2 separate regions of the Homo sapiens genome follow, and region 2 is linked to region 1. Evidence: read pairs that join two places in POLR2A ChIA-PET (ENCODE). Cell type or tissue: endothelial cell of umbilical vein. All regions are shown on one strand. Links, peaks and the distances in the headings refer to the core of each region. The heading gives the core; the rest is flanking DNA.

The links. ChIA-PET counts read pairs that join two places held together with the same protein. Peaks named below come from ENCODE experiments on the same cell type or tissue, not always from the same donor. Only the 100,000 strongest peaks of a DNase experiment are listed, where the experiment ranks them.
Region 2: POLR2A ChIA-PET joins it to region 1 with 7 read pairs; 2 of 35 experiments call an interaction of 5 or more read pairs at or near these places.

The regions. Positions count from the first base shown.
Region 1 is chr13:40,405,756-40,412,504 of GRCh38, reverse strand. The region is part of intron 6 of LINC00598 (long intergenic non-protein coding RNA 598); the gene reads left to right. It also overlaps the pseudogene RN7SKP2. Among named protein-coding and RNA genes, the nearest start is that of LINC00598, 72 kb to the left of the region's middle. RefSeq lists an enhancer at 5,501-6,144. In endothelial cell of umbilical vein, for the core only: no CTCF peak of the experiment used is centred there; no DNase peak of the experiment used is centred there; H3K27ac peaks cover 620 bases.
Region 2 is chr13:40,081,958-40,088,706 of GRCh38, reverse strand. LOC124903162 reads left to right here. Exons shown (of 5, transcript XM_047430821.1): 5 at 6,391-6,749. The coding sequence ends at 6,456. Among named protein-coding and RNA genes, the nearest start is that of LINC00332, 96 kb to the left of the region's middle. In endothelial cell of umbilical vein, for the core only: no CTCF peak of the experiment used is centred there; a DNase peak (open chromatin) is centred at 3,676.

The sequences.
Region 1 (6,749 bases), core at 1,158-5,157:
GTTTAATTGTATTGAGTAGTTAATGTTATTTTTTAAGTATGTTAGTGGTAATTTGGATTTCCATATTTAAAAATATAAAATGATTTCTAAGGTTTGCTTCAAAATAATTAGTGCTGGGGGGTAAAATTGAAATAAAAGTAGCTACTATTGTATACATTTGAAAATTTCCTAAATTTAAGGTAACATACAAAAAAAAAGGCCAGGCTGCAATTGAAGAAAAAAATTAGGATTGCAGCAAAGAATAATGAATATAAAAATGCCTTATATTTATGACTAAATTGAATGAAAGCCAAGCATTTATTTTTATTATTAATATTTCTCATGCTAAAGTTTTTGGTCATTAAAAACAAAAACTTGGCCGGGCGTAGTGGCTCACGCTTGTAATCCCAGCACTTTGGGAGGCCGAGGCAGGTGGATCACCTGAGGTCAAGAGTTTGAGACCAGCCTGTCCAAGGTGGTGAAACCCTGTCTCTATTAAAAATACAAAGATTAGCCGGGCATGGTGGCACATGCCTGTAATCCCAGCTATTCAGGAGGCTGAGTCAGGAGAATTGCTTGAACCCGGGAGGCAGAAGTTGCAGTGAGCCAAGGTCATGCCTCTGCACTCCAGCTTGGGGTACAGAGTGAGACTCCATGTCAAAAAACAAACAAACAAACAAAAAACAAAACAAAAACCAAAAAACCCCCTCACAAAACCTTAACATGAATCCATTTAAGGCAAAATGAATAGAAATATGAATCTAGTGATGTTAGAGAATCTTCTTGGTAGCAATCTTAAAATAAAATAGAGAATTTCTCTGCTCCATTTTCTCCCCCATATCAATTGAAGGTATGTGATTGGCCAGATAAAAGATTGTCCAGTGTCTTTTATGTAATCTTCATCCTAAATTAGTTTCCAAGGGTAAACTCAAAGTTTATCAGAGTTAGACAAATTCATATGTAAAAAATAAGTCAAATCACATATTACAAAAGAGAAAAGATAAGCATCCATGTAGTTGAGATTTAAGATGTATTAGAACAAGATAAGAAGGATTTTTTAAATCAAAATAGTAGGAGCTAAAAAGACAACATGTCTTGATTATATAAAGTGTTAGATTTTGGACAATGAAAAATCAATATAGAGGTTGGCAGGAAGAAGAAATTTGGCAAATTCAGGGAGCCTTAACTTGTGGAGTTCAAAGGTCTTAGAAGCAGTGGGTGCTGTGGATTGCTTGCTCAAGCTCCATTTTGCTTTCCTTCTAGTTGGAGGCACTGGAAATTTAAAATTGACATATGCCAGATTCCCTGGCAGCTAGGATTCTGAATAGAATTAGGTTCTGATAATTGTGTACTCCTAGGCTTCAGATCTGGAAGGCAGAAGTGAAGTGGAAGCCATCTTTCTTTCTTTTTTCTTTTTCAATGAGATTGTCCTGCAGCAGCATTGCAGTATGCCTTCTTCAGCTTCCTGGGCATTGAGACACAGTTGCAGAGAGAGAAGCAGCTGTGGTGGCTTCCTGATTGTGGCCTCTTGATCTCTGGATCACAGCTATGGGAGAGGGTCTTGAATCCATAGCTTCAGTAGAAGCCTCAGAGTAACAGCTAACCCATTGAGACAATCTGTGTTGTTCTGGGAGTCATTGCTGTAAGGGTCATCCACAACTTGTCTTTCAGCCCTTCCAAAGACTTTGTAAGCACCCAATTCCCTGTATTAAATATCTTTCTGCTTAATATACCTGAAATAATTTTGCTTTCTGTTTAAATTTTTTCAGGCCTTCACAAATGAGAGGCTTGCTGAAATTCACATTTCTTTCCCCACACACAATCACCAATGCCACTCACATCTTCCCTGTGATCTCCGTGTCCTGTTCTTTCAATTCACATACCCTTTCTTGCCAGTGGTCCCCATATTACCAGGTATCAGCAGTCAGGAAGGGACTTAGACTTGAGAGTGGCCAGCTGGAGAGGAGATGCTAGGTTGCCCCACACTTGATTGCCTCTAGGTTCAGATACAGATGCAACTATCTTGGAACTATGCCAAATTCTCCCTCCCCACAACATCTGTTATCACAAGAATCCTAAAATGTAGAACTTTTATCCCTATTCAAGACAGGGCACCCAAAGTTCAGAGACTTTAAATACCTTGTCCAATGTCACATGGTGCCTAAGTGGCAGATTCAAGTTTGGACCCCAGTGTTATCTGATTATTGAGTGAGCTTTCGAAAATGCACAAATGGGCTGAGCGCGGTGGCTCATGCCTGTAATCCCAGTGCTTCGGGAGGCTGAGGTGGGTGGATCACCTGAAGTCAGGAATTTGAGACCAGCCTGACTAGCATAGTGAAACCCCGTCTCTACTAAAAATACAAAAATTAGCTGGGGATCGTGGCGTGTGGCTGTAGTCCCAGATACTCAGGAGCTGAGACAGGAGAATTGCTTGAACTTGGGAGACAGAGGCTGCAGTGAGCCAAGATTGCGCCACTGCACTCTAGCCTGGGAGACAAAGCGAGATTCTGTCTAAAAAAAAAAAAGAAATGCACAAATGTAGTTATTCAGTAAACATCCTCGTTTAGGTCTATAATCCTGCCAAGGACTGAGTGGGAGTTGAACAAGAAACAGAATGATTTCTTTTTTCCTGTGCTGGTGATAACAACCTCCCTGGTTTTGTGTTGGTTAGTGGGAGACAGTCGAGGAAGAGGGGATGGGAAAGACCAAAAAAGCCAGTGAACAAAAGAGATAAAGGAGAGTGGGAATGAGTTGGTGCTAGGGGTGGCAGAGCTGAGTGGCACTGGCATTTTCACGGTGCTGGCAGTGGCAGTGATGGTAGCAGTCCTGGTGCTGTTAGTGGTGGCCGTTTGTCTGCTGCTAGCACTTAAAGGTAGGTGAGCAGATATGAAGTTGCTCAAAGTGTAACATTGCTTCTCCCTAGTTGGTCATTCCTGCTCACCTCTTTTAATCTATGATGAACTTCATTCTGTAGTGAAGGTGAATGCTTCTTTCTGCCCCAGCAAACCCCAGACAGCTCAGCCAGGCTGCAAGTCTTGGCGGGGACACAGACACCTGTCTTTTCCCTGTGAGTTAAGTCACACTCTGGCTACAGACTCATATCTCCTGAGTTTTGTTCTGGGACTGTGCCGATGAGTACTGGCCCACCTCAGCTTGACAATAAGTCTGGGATCTAGAAGACCTGGTTTGAGATTCTAGTTCCACAGCTTTCTTCTGTCTGGGTGATTCTGGCCAAGTTCCTTAACCTTGATATGCCTCATCTCTTTTAGAGATGTTTCTTCATCTCTAAAACAAGGGGAAATAATGCTACCTCACATGGGAGGAATGTGGATAATTGAGCTAACTATCTAAAACATGGCAGGTGCTTAAAATATGGTATCTATGCTATTAGCTATAAACACTCAACATGGAGTCAATGCATCCTCCTACTTGGGGAAGCTGATGAGAAAACAGGTGAGAATCAAAGTGTATTTTTTAATTGATCAGAACAGATTTTCCACAAAGAAACTCCGTTTTAAACTCGTGTAAATAGTCCTGTTTCTTATAAATGAAGTGTTGATTTTTGAGACGGCAAGGGCAAGATGTGCTCTCAACCACTTACCATCTGGTGTAAAACAAAACAAACTACAACCAAACAATTGGTGTTGGCCTGGGTGACTCTGATCTGAGGTGTCTGCCCACAGCCTGATCAAGGCCTGGATGAACACTTCAAAAATCCATAGATTCAACGTGACTTCCTCTTAAGAGGAGCCCGTCAACCTAATGAGTCATGTTAAAATAATTCCCGATTGTAAAAATGCTCATAAACGTTATTCTAAATAGCTCATGTGCCATTAGATTTAGTGGTGTCACTGAAATTTTATTCTGTTCTTCCTTTTATCATAAATATTTGTGTTTATTTTAACATAATTTATACAGAATCAAGGCTTAAATTATGTTTTTAAAGGAGATGGGGGAACAATTGATCAATCTGTGGATCGCCCCATTTCTATTTACAGACCGTCTCACAAAGTTTCTAGATCTAGAACTCCATGAGAACAAAAATATGAAAATATCTACATGATTAGAAGTAAAAAACAACATATTTAAGTGAGACATTTTATTATAAAATGCTCGACACCAGTAAATATTCAAAAGGAGCTAATCAGTAAATATTAGCTCCTTTTGAATATTTACTGGTGTCTTGTCTTTCTCTTTTTCTTTTTTTTGAGACAGGGTCTCACTCTGTCCTCTAGGCTGGAGCGCAGTGGCGCAGTCACGGCTCACTGCATCCTCTGCCTCCTGGGCTCAAGTGGTCCTCCCTGTTCAGCCTCCCAAGTAGCTGGGACCACAAGCATGTGCCAACACACCCAGCTAATTTTTGCATTTTTTTTTTCCAGGGAGACGGGGTTTTACCATGTTGCTCAGCCTAGTATTGAAATCCTGGACTCAAGCAATCTGACCACCTACGCCTCCCAAACTGCTGGGATTACAGGTGTGAGCCACCATGCCCAGCTAATTACTGGTGTCTTAATTTGATGATTCTAACTCATACTATGTTCAGAAAGTGTGTTTTCTTCACTTTCCAAAGGATCCTTAATATTTCCTTTCTTTCCATCCGTTGGCTATTGAGACCATACTAGCTGTGGATAACCCAAATATGATATACCCTCATGGGGTAGCAGTTGTGTGAAGTTGGGAAGACTGGAGTAAAATGGAATGTTCTAGTACTCTAAGGAAAGGAGATATTACCTTTTACCAGTGTACGAGTCATGTTTTAAATGTTTGCGTTGAGGTTAGAAGTCAGGTCATCTCTTTGTGTACTCTTTACTCTTCACTAGTAATTTGTTAATTCAGTCATCAAGCTTCTAGGTAGTAGCCAGACAACCTTAGCTGTCTCCTGTCCCCATCTATAAAATGGTTATCATGCCCACCCTACTGTCAAAGTATAAATATTTACTGGAAGCTCATTTTAGAAATAAATACAAAAAAAAAAAAAAAAGACATGGGCCCTACCTTCATAGAATTGATTGTCTTGCCTTAGAGATGAAAGTGAGAAATAAATAATATTGTGAAAAAAGTTTTTGTTCCCTGAGAATTAGATACAGATCCAGGGGCAATGTAGCTGCTACTTTTGTCACTGCATTGCTTGCTAATCATGTTCCCTGGATAGACTTGTCCTTTCCCTTCCATGGCCCAGATCTCCTGCAGCTGCATGTTGGGTTTGAGAGGACAACCTTTCCAGACAAAGATCATTCTTTGTTATGGGTACACACATGGCTGGGTCCCCCAAAAGAAATTTCTAATAAGCCCTAAGGGTCCAGTTGTAGCATAATGAGAAGTGAAATAGAATCATACTCCGAAAGTTGAGCTTTCAGTCTTGAGTTGTATTTAGTGATTGTTTCTGAAAGGCCTTCTGCTCTTCAAGCTCCGGCACGCTTTGGGCTTCTCTTTAGTCACATGAGGGTTATAGCCCCCAATGAGAAAACTTGGCTACTGATAAGATGCTTACGATTTTTTTTTTCCAGGTAGTCCAGGCGGGTCAGGAAGCAGGAGTGGAGGATGTCTTCTTGACCTATGAGATAAGAAAAACAAACCCATCTGACGCAGGAATGGCATTTGTTCCAATGCCTAATTTTAGAAGCAGAGTGTAAGGAGATGAGTTGAAGCATACATGAGTAATACCAATAAAAAGTTGAGATGGAATGTTCTTGTTCTCAACTTGAATGCTGGGCTGTGGAACCAAAGTGCACAGGATTTTGCAAACAAATAACTGTCCATAGATTATCGTTTTCTACTGGAGGGTCTGAGAGAGTCTAGCTGGCTCCCTGTGAACAAGGAAACAAACTTGGTAGGAATTGAAGGATGAAAAGTAATTTTCCTACATGAATAATCCAGGAAACAACAAGGAAAGGGAAGTAGAGAATCCCAGATGGATGACTCCCTTGATTAGATTTTTGTGGTGCTCTGTAATCAGGGACTCTGAAAAGATGTCTCAACTTTTGAAGGGAATGGGAAGACTAAAGACTGTCTAGGTGAGGGATGTCAGATTTGTGGTGTAAATGCCACCCTCCTTCTTCCTGTGCCATGGCAGACATCACCAATCAATCATGGCACTTTTTTCTCCTAAACTTCTCAATACTGGATTTTAAGATCTACAAAATCGCAAAGATCACCTCCCTCTGTGTGAAATCTTCCTTTGCCCTATTGGTTGGAATAAATTAGAATCATGAGAAAAGTGACTGATATTAATCAAAGGATTTCATTCTACCTTTCTTCTAATTTATTGCAACAGTCCTGAAGCCTCTTAAAGAGAAGTTTATTTTGGTGATTTCATTCTATTTCAGAGACTGGTCTTCTGATTTTTATTTTTTTTGCATGTTGAGACTAAGGTTGATTTTCAAAGACAGATTCACACTAATCAAGCTTTAAGAAACTGATGTATAGATGAAAACACCACTATATTAATTACTCAGTGAGTATTATATTTGCATTAGTTTGATCTGGACATCATCTTTCTGTGAAGTAAAATTATAATTTGGAAGTTGTTTGGGAGTTGTGGAAACAGAACTAAACAAATCAGTTGCATGAATTCATTAATATATTTATTGTTCCGATCATTCCACATTGAAGGCAAACTGTGTCCTCTCATAAAGCTTACATGGTAATAAAGGAAACAGATGATAAACAAATAAACAACGAATACACGTGGTAATTTCAAATGGCATTTAGTGGTGTAAGGAGTGTAGAACAGGTATCATGATAGTGAATTAGACGTTTAATAGTTTTGC
Region 2 (6,749 bases), core at 1,199-5,198, 320 kb after region 1:
TTTTTTATATACTTTACCCAGATGTGCTAATCACGTTGTATTGAAATGGTTGGTTTTAATGTTTGTCTTCCCCGTTAAGCTAAAAGCACCTCAAAGGAGCACAGCATAGTTGTTAAGCGGCCAGACTGCCTAGGCTTAAATCTCAGCTCTGCTATTTACCAATAGTGTGACCGTGGGCAAGTTACTTAACCTCTCCGTGCTTCAGTTCCCTTATCTTTAAAACGGAGATAAAAATACTACCTTTCAGAGTTGCTGCGATAATTAAATTAATTAATGCATATAAAATGCTTATCAGATAGTATGCAATTATAATTATTATACTATGTTGTCCTTCATATTTTTATTGACAAGAACAATGCTTAAACTAAGCAGGCGCATGACAAATGTTTGTTGAATAAATAAATAAAAAAACGAGGGAAGATGCATAGGATGCTTCTTTCTAATAGATTCTAAACTCAAAGATAGAGACCGTCCTTCACCTGTAGATTTTCCACAACAAATTAATGACGTTTATAACAGATGATCAATAAGTATGTGTGGCGCATACTTTATAAATATTAATCCAGTGACTGGCAGGTTGAGAAAAATAAAAATAATAAATTGTGCAATGAATTCAGTTTAATCAAATAAATGATCACACAGGATTTTACATTAAGGTTGTGAGACACATTTCCCTCTTGTTTTAAAGCTCCCTGTTGGGAAGATGTTTCAACATGCATGGCTGTGCTTAGCCAGACCTTAGCTCTCTAATAATACGGAGGAAACCTGCCAGGTAGACATCAATTGGGGATGCCATCCCTGGGAGATAGATGAACATCACAGTGGGAGCCAGGATCACGCAACAGAGGTGGAGTATTAACACAGCTTCTGTGGCTCCCAAAGGGTGGAATGCAGACTCCAGACAGACCACTCTTTGGAAAGGTGTAGACAGCTGTGCAGTAGCCCCACTCTAGATCTGATAGATGTGGACTTTGAGCCAAAACGGAGGCTTTGGCTGGAAGAGTGAATCAACCGGGATTTTGAAAAGGCAGATTAGAAAAAAGAAGAAAAAAAGCCCTTCTTGGCAGATGAATCAGACAGGTATGGGGCTATTTCACAGTCCAGCAAATGTGCACATGCACACTCATGTCAGCGACCACAGCATGAAAAAAGCAGGGACCTGTTTGTTCAGTTAGAAATGCTTACCCCGGCCTCTTCCCCTCCCTTTCTGCTTTGTCACTCATTCTGTGTTGGATAGGTGTTCTTTTTCCCCTCATCCCCTCGGCTTTTTAAAGTAACATTAGCGGAGCAGTTAATGAGGCGGTGGAAAGCAAGCTGGTCTGTTCAGGGTTGCTAATGACTCCATTCCCGGGAGCCTAATCAAAGATTTGTACATTTAATTGCTGTCAAGCCACCGCCAACCACCTGCCATTTCGGCAGCACCTCAGCTCCCAGCTCGGTAGCCCCTGATTCTAAATGAATCCATCACCATTTCTAAAGGCCAGGAAGCTAGGCTGCTGGGCAACTTTGAAGTGGGCTTGTCCAGGAGGGCAGAGACCAACAGGCCTAACGGAGAGGTGTCACTTCCCTGACAGGGCCAGCATTGGAGAGGCGCCTGCACTTTTCTAGGATCCAATTTCTGCTTTTTTTTTTTTTTCCAGGGGGAGGAAAAGATAGGTGTGGTGAGGGTGACAGTGCGGAAAGGAGGAGAGGAGGAGAGAAGGTGACATCTAACCACATTCTTCAGAATCTACTGATGCTTTTATTCTCAGGGGTGACAATTTCTGACCCCAGCGCATGGTTGTGCCACAGATGAATGTTTGCTGGAGATCCTTTCCAATTAAAATGGTGATTGTTCTATTGCTTACCCCCATCCAGATTGTAGTTGTCCTCTAAGCTTTTTTTTTTTTCTGGAGATTTGGAGAATGAGAAAACATAGTCATTCTGGACCTGAGTGTAACCTAATGGTGAAACAGGCTAGCTACTTCATGGGGTATAAATCAGGCAAGAAAATTATGTTTAGCCATTGTTTGGACTGCAATAAAAATTCTTTAAGCTCGGCCGGGCGTGGTGGCTCACGCCTGTAATCCCAGCACTTTGGGAGGCCGAGACGGGCGGATCACGAGGTCAGGAGATCGAGACCATCCTGGCTAACACGGTGAAACCCCGTCTCTACTAAAAATACAAAAATTAGCCGGGCATGGTGGCGCGCGCCTGTAGTCCCAGCTACACGGGAGGCTGAGGCAGGAGAATGGCGTGAACCCGGGAGGCGGAGCTTGCAGTGAGTCGAGATCGCGCCACTGCACTCCAGCCTGGGCGACAGAGCGAAACTCCGCCTCAAAAAAAAAAAAAAAAAAAAAAAAAAAAAAAAAAAAATTCTTTAAGCTCACATACTAAATTCTGAGTGTATTCTTTGTACCTGTAATAGGCACATCAGGCATACCTATGATAGCTGATCTTTCAAAATCCGTCTCTAGAGTAGCAGTTCTCAAACTGGAGCATGCCTCAGAATCACCTGGGGGATTTATTAAAACACAGCTTGCTGGGCTCCCACCCCAGGGCTCCTGGTGCAGTAGGTCTGAGGTAAGGCCTGATGATTTGCATGTCTAACAAGTGGGTGGTGCTGACACCACTGATTTAGGGAGAAACATCTTACAGCCTCTTCGGAATGTACAGCTTACTGTTTGTAGGTGGATGAGATTCTCATTTACCAAGAACTTCATCTGCTGTCAGTACCTGAGTTGGCCATGGGAAAGAGGCACCAATCAGAGAACTTATGAAGAGAAAAGAAGGGATTTCTCCTTTTGTTTACCTTCCCAGCACAGTCCACTCACCATGTATTCAGGAAGGAGCCAGAACCACCGAGTCAGTGGGTGGGTAGGAAGGGTGCTTTGAGCTAGACAAAAAGCCCTTTTTATTTCAGAATTTCTTTGGTGGGAATGGATTTGGGAATTCTTTCTCTCCCAGGGTGATCAACCATCCTGGTTTGCCCAGGACCAAGAGATTGCCCCTGGGACTCCCAGTGCTATAAAACTGGGGGAGTTTTGGGCAAACAGGGGCTCTGTTCACGCATCTCTTCTTTAGTTAATAGAATCATGAAGGGCATATTGTTCATTCAGATTTACAGATAAAATGAAGGTAAAGATCGCCACAGGATTTCTTTCCATACCTCTGCCCCCCTCCCAAAGGAGAAAACTAAGGTATTCAGGCTGATAAATGCTCATTTTTCCCCCCAGCTTGCCATTGACAAGTACTTGCTCTAGGTGACTGCAGCTGGACCCATTTTTCATTATTTACTAACAGTAAGGACATTTCTTTTTTATTTCTTTACAAAAAAAAATTTGCTAAACTTCAACTGATTTTTAAAATAAATTAGGAGAGACAACCCCATCTTTTCACTGTAACATATAGCTTCTGCTCGGCTTGGAGCTGAATTTCTAGCATAGTCCTTTGTGACTAACCTGTTGATCTGATGAAGATACTGTAGGCACTAGCTCGGTCCTAAAGCTTTCTACTAATTGTTGTTTTCTTGTATTTACTTTCTCCACTCCAAATAGTTGTCACTGTGTTCCAGACAAATGCACACTTGTTTTGATTTCCTTCTTACTCCTTAGTCTATTTATATCAGGGGACCCTGGAAAGTGTGCAAGATAACCTTACTAGAAAGCTAAATTAATTCTAAAGAGCAAACACCATATGATCTGCCAATCAGATGGGAAAATATTGTTAATTGTTATTCATTTACTACCCTAAATCTTTCCCAAGAGTGCTTGAAATCACAAAAATGAGGTACATTTGCTCTCTATTCACCTTTGGAATTTAGATCTGAATGCCTCCCTGACCTGGGAAGATAGAACAAAAGAAATAATTGCCATCAATCTGACAAGACCGAGAAGGGCAAGTGCATGCATGTGTGTGAGTGTATATATTTTCATGGAAAAAATTAAGTTGGCAGCCTTCCTGATAGAAAATCCATTGCTTTTTGGGTTGAGAATTCCTCGAGGCAAAAATGTCCTGAAGAAGGGACTCCTGGTTCTGGAGTCATTGGAGTGGCTGAATCAGGATGGTGAGGGCACCGCATCGCTTTCTGCTCATTATCAGCACTCTATCAAGCACCATCCTCTGGGGATATCCTCCCCTGACCAGAGCAACTCCCACTTACAGGTCACTGGGACCGCCCTTACCTTCATGTTGCTTTATTCCCCCGTTTTAAGTCTTACTCACATAGCTCTGGGCCATGTGGGTATGTATGTGTCTTCTGACTTGATTGTAGACTCTTTAAGGCCAAGATCCAGGATATATTCATAGTGGGTTCCTTGCTGCCTGATGTAGAAAATGTCACCCAGTAGGTGCTCAATAAACACTGGTTGATTGAATGAGTGGCTGTTATGCTTGAAGCAGTTTCCATGATTCTAAGCCCATTCCTGGCTGATCATTTCTACAGAATTCACTGTGATTTTAATGCGGTAAATAGCTTTGGGCCAAGTCAAGTGATTCTTAGTGTAACACTCAGATTGGGCACAGGCATGCTCAAAGGTTAAACTGGCTGCTACTTGAGAGACAGGATTAAAAACATATAGTCAGAAAGGCAATTGGATTGCTTCATTTCACTCATAGCTTATGCACTCCATTCCCTTTGGCCCCATAAAACCCAGAACCATGGAAAATAAAGTCATCAGGAAGCTCATCCATTTCACTTTCTCTTTCCTCTCTCCCCCTTTTCCATGTAACTTGGGAGGCTGCCTTCTATGCTAGCACAGGACAACTCTGGCCCAGAGAAAGCTTTATTGTCACCCTGTAAATCTGGCAAAGAATAATGCTCAAAACGGTTCCACTGTGGCTTGAGGCAGAGGTCTTTGCTCTGCTCAGCCTAGCTCTCGTGTTCACTGCTTCTGCATTAATCCCAAGTATTAGGGTAAATGGTGGAAGAAATGGAGAATGTCCTTCTCTGGAAACCTTGACTTTATTGCAGGCATGACTCAGTTTATGCAATAGGTGTGGTCTCAAAGAGCTATGGGAAAATCACATTTTTAGAAATCAAGTCATATTTAAAGTGTACTACAAAAAAAGCTGACCATTTAATGAAGGTATTTATGAGTACTTTCAAAGTATCATCGTTGCTAGTGGAATATAAGTCCATAATTTCTCTTCCATGAACATCCAGATTTTCACAAGCTGTGTTTGCTCCAAGAGAGGTTCAGGAGATTGTGAAAGGTTGACTGCAGGTGGCATGGACATGTATAATTACTGTGTTTAGAGTCCTCTAAGACACTGGGGCTTGAGGGCTTTTGCTTATTCTCTTTCATCCACTGTTGTGCTGCCTCACTGGTGCCCCTCTCTATCCCATCTCTCCCCTACCTTCCCACCTACGCCCTCCCAGACCTCCAGGGAGAAAGAGAAGAGAGACATTTGAAATACTCTTCACTTCATCCTAAAGAGGTGAGCCACTTGCCAGTGGGTTCTAAGGAAACTTGAGGTTTGTGCCAGGGTAGGGTCACTGTCATCATCAGAGTGCAGGGAGTAGCAGCAAGTTGGGATTCAGCCAGCTCTAAACTCCTTGCTCTCTTTCGGACACAGGGCCTGAGAAGGGGAACTCAGTGTGATATGTCATGGTGCACACACAGCACTTGTCCCATCCCCACTTCCATGTTCTCTCTAGGCTCACTAACCCTGCACTCCATATTTCTGGGCCTCAGTTTCCCATACAGGCACTTCAGGGCCTCGAAAGGTCTGCGGGCAAGGGTGCCTTGGGAGGATGCGGTCCATTTTGTTTTGTGTGACTATTACAGAACCACACGAGGCGCTCTTTCGGCTAGGCCATGTGCCAGAAAGAGAAGAGAGAGTCTAGTCAGGATATTTAACTTATCATGGTCACAGCAGGAATTTTTCCTGCTGCAAACTTCCTAACATTCTGACCCTTCTGGTCTGAACATTTCCAAGGCTGTTCCTATGCCAACCGAAAAACATTCCACAATCTATGTTTCTTGTGCAGTATAGCAGTGGGCTTTTCAGTACCAGGAAGACGTATGAAAGGTTTGATTTATTGCCCATTCTTTTGTGTGGGAGAGTCTAGTGATTTCAGATATAACAACAGAACTCTGTGAGATGCTGAATTGCCCAGGGAGTGCTCAACTGCCCCGTGTCTTCACTTGGGAGGGTGTCAATCAATCATTCCTGGATACCTGACCAACATGGACGATATCATGCAGTTAATCTCAAAACAAAATATCCAGGTGTTTTCAGTTGTGTAGTCAACATACCCAAATGCTCCTCTGAAATACACCATTGTATTAGTAAGTCAGCTGCTTGGTTTCATGTCACCATAGCCTGACTATTCTGGACAAAATTCTGACCTTTGTTTTGTCTTTTATTTTATTTTTTTATAAATCACTCCTGTGTTTATGTTTGCAGGGAGAGAAAATCTTTTTCTGTCTGGTGTTTTTCAAAATTTTGATGATGGACTCACATCAAGGATGAAGAGCTTTGATGTCATTTGAACACCACCACCATCACCACCACCAGCATCAACAAACAAACAAGCAAACAAGCGTGAACTCAGGAGCCCTGTGGCCCAGCCTCCAGTCCATTTCCTCACTGTGATCTGGCTAAGTCACCTCCCCTCCACCTCAGTTCAGTCACCTACACAACAGGAATGGTGGCTCCTGGCGTGAAAAGTTCTTAGGAGCATTCAGCATGATGCTGTGTGGAGCACTTGGAAACTGCGTGTGCATCACCTCATATTTCTGGCCACAGGTCATTCAGACATCTGC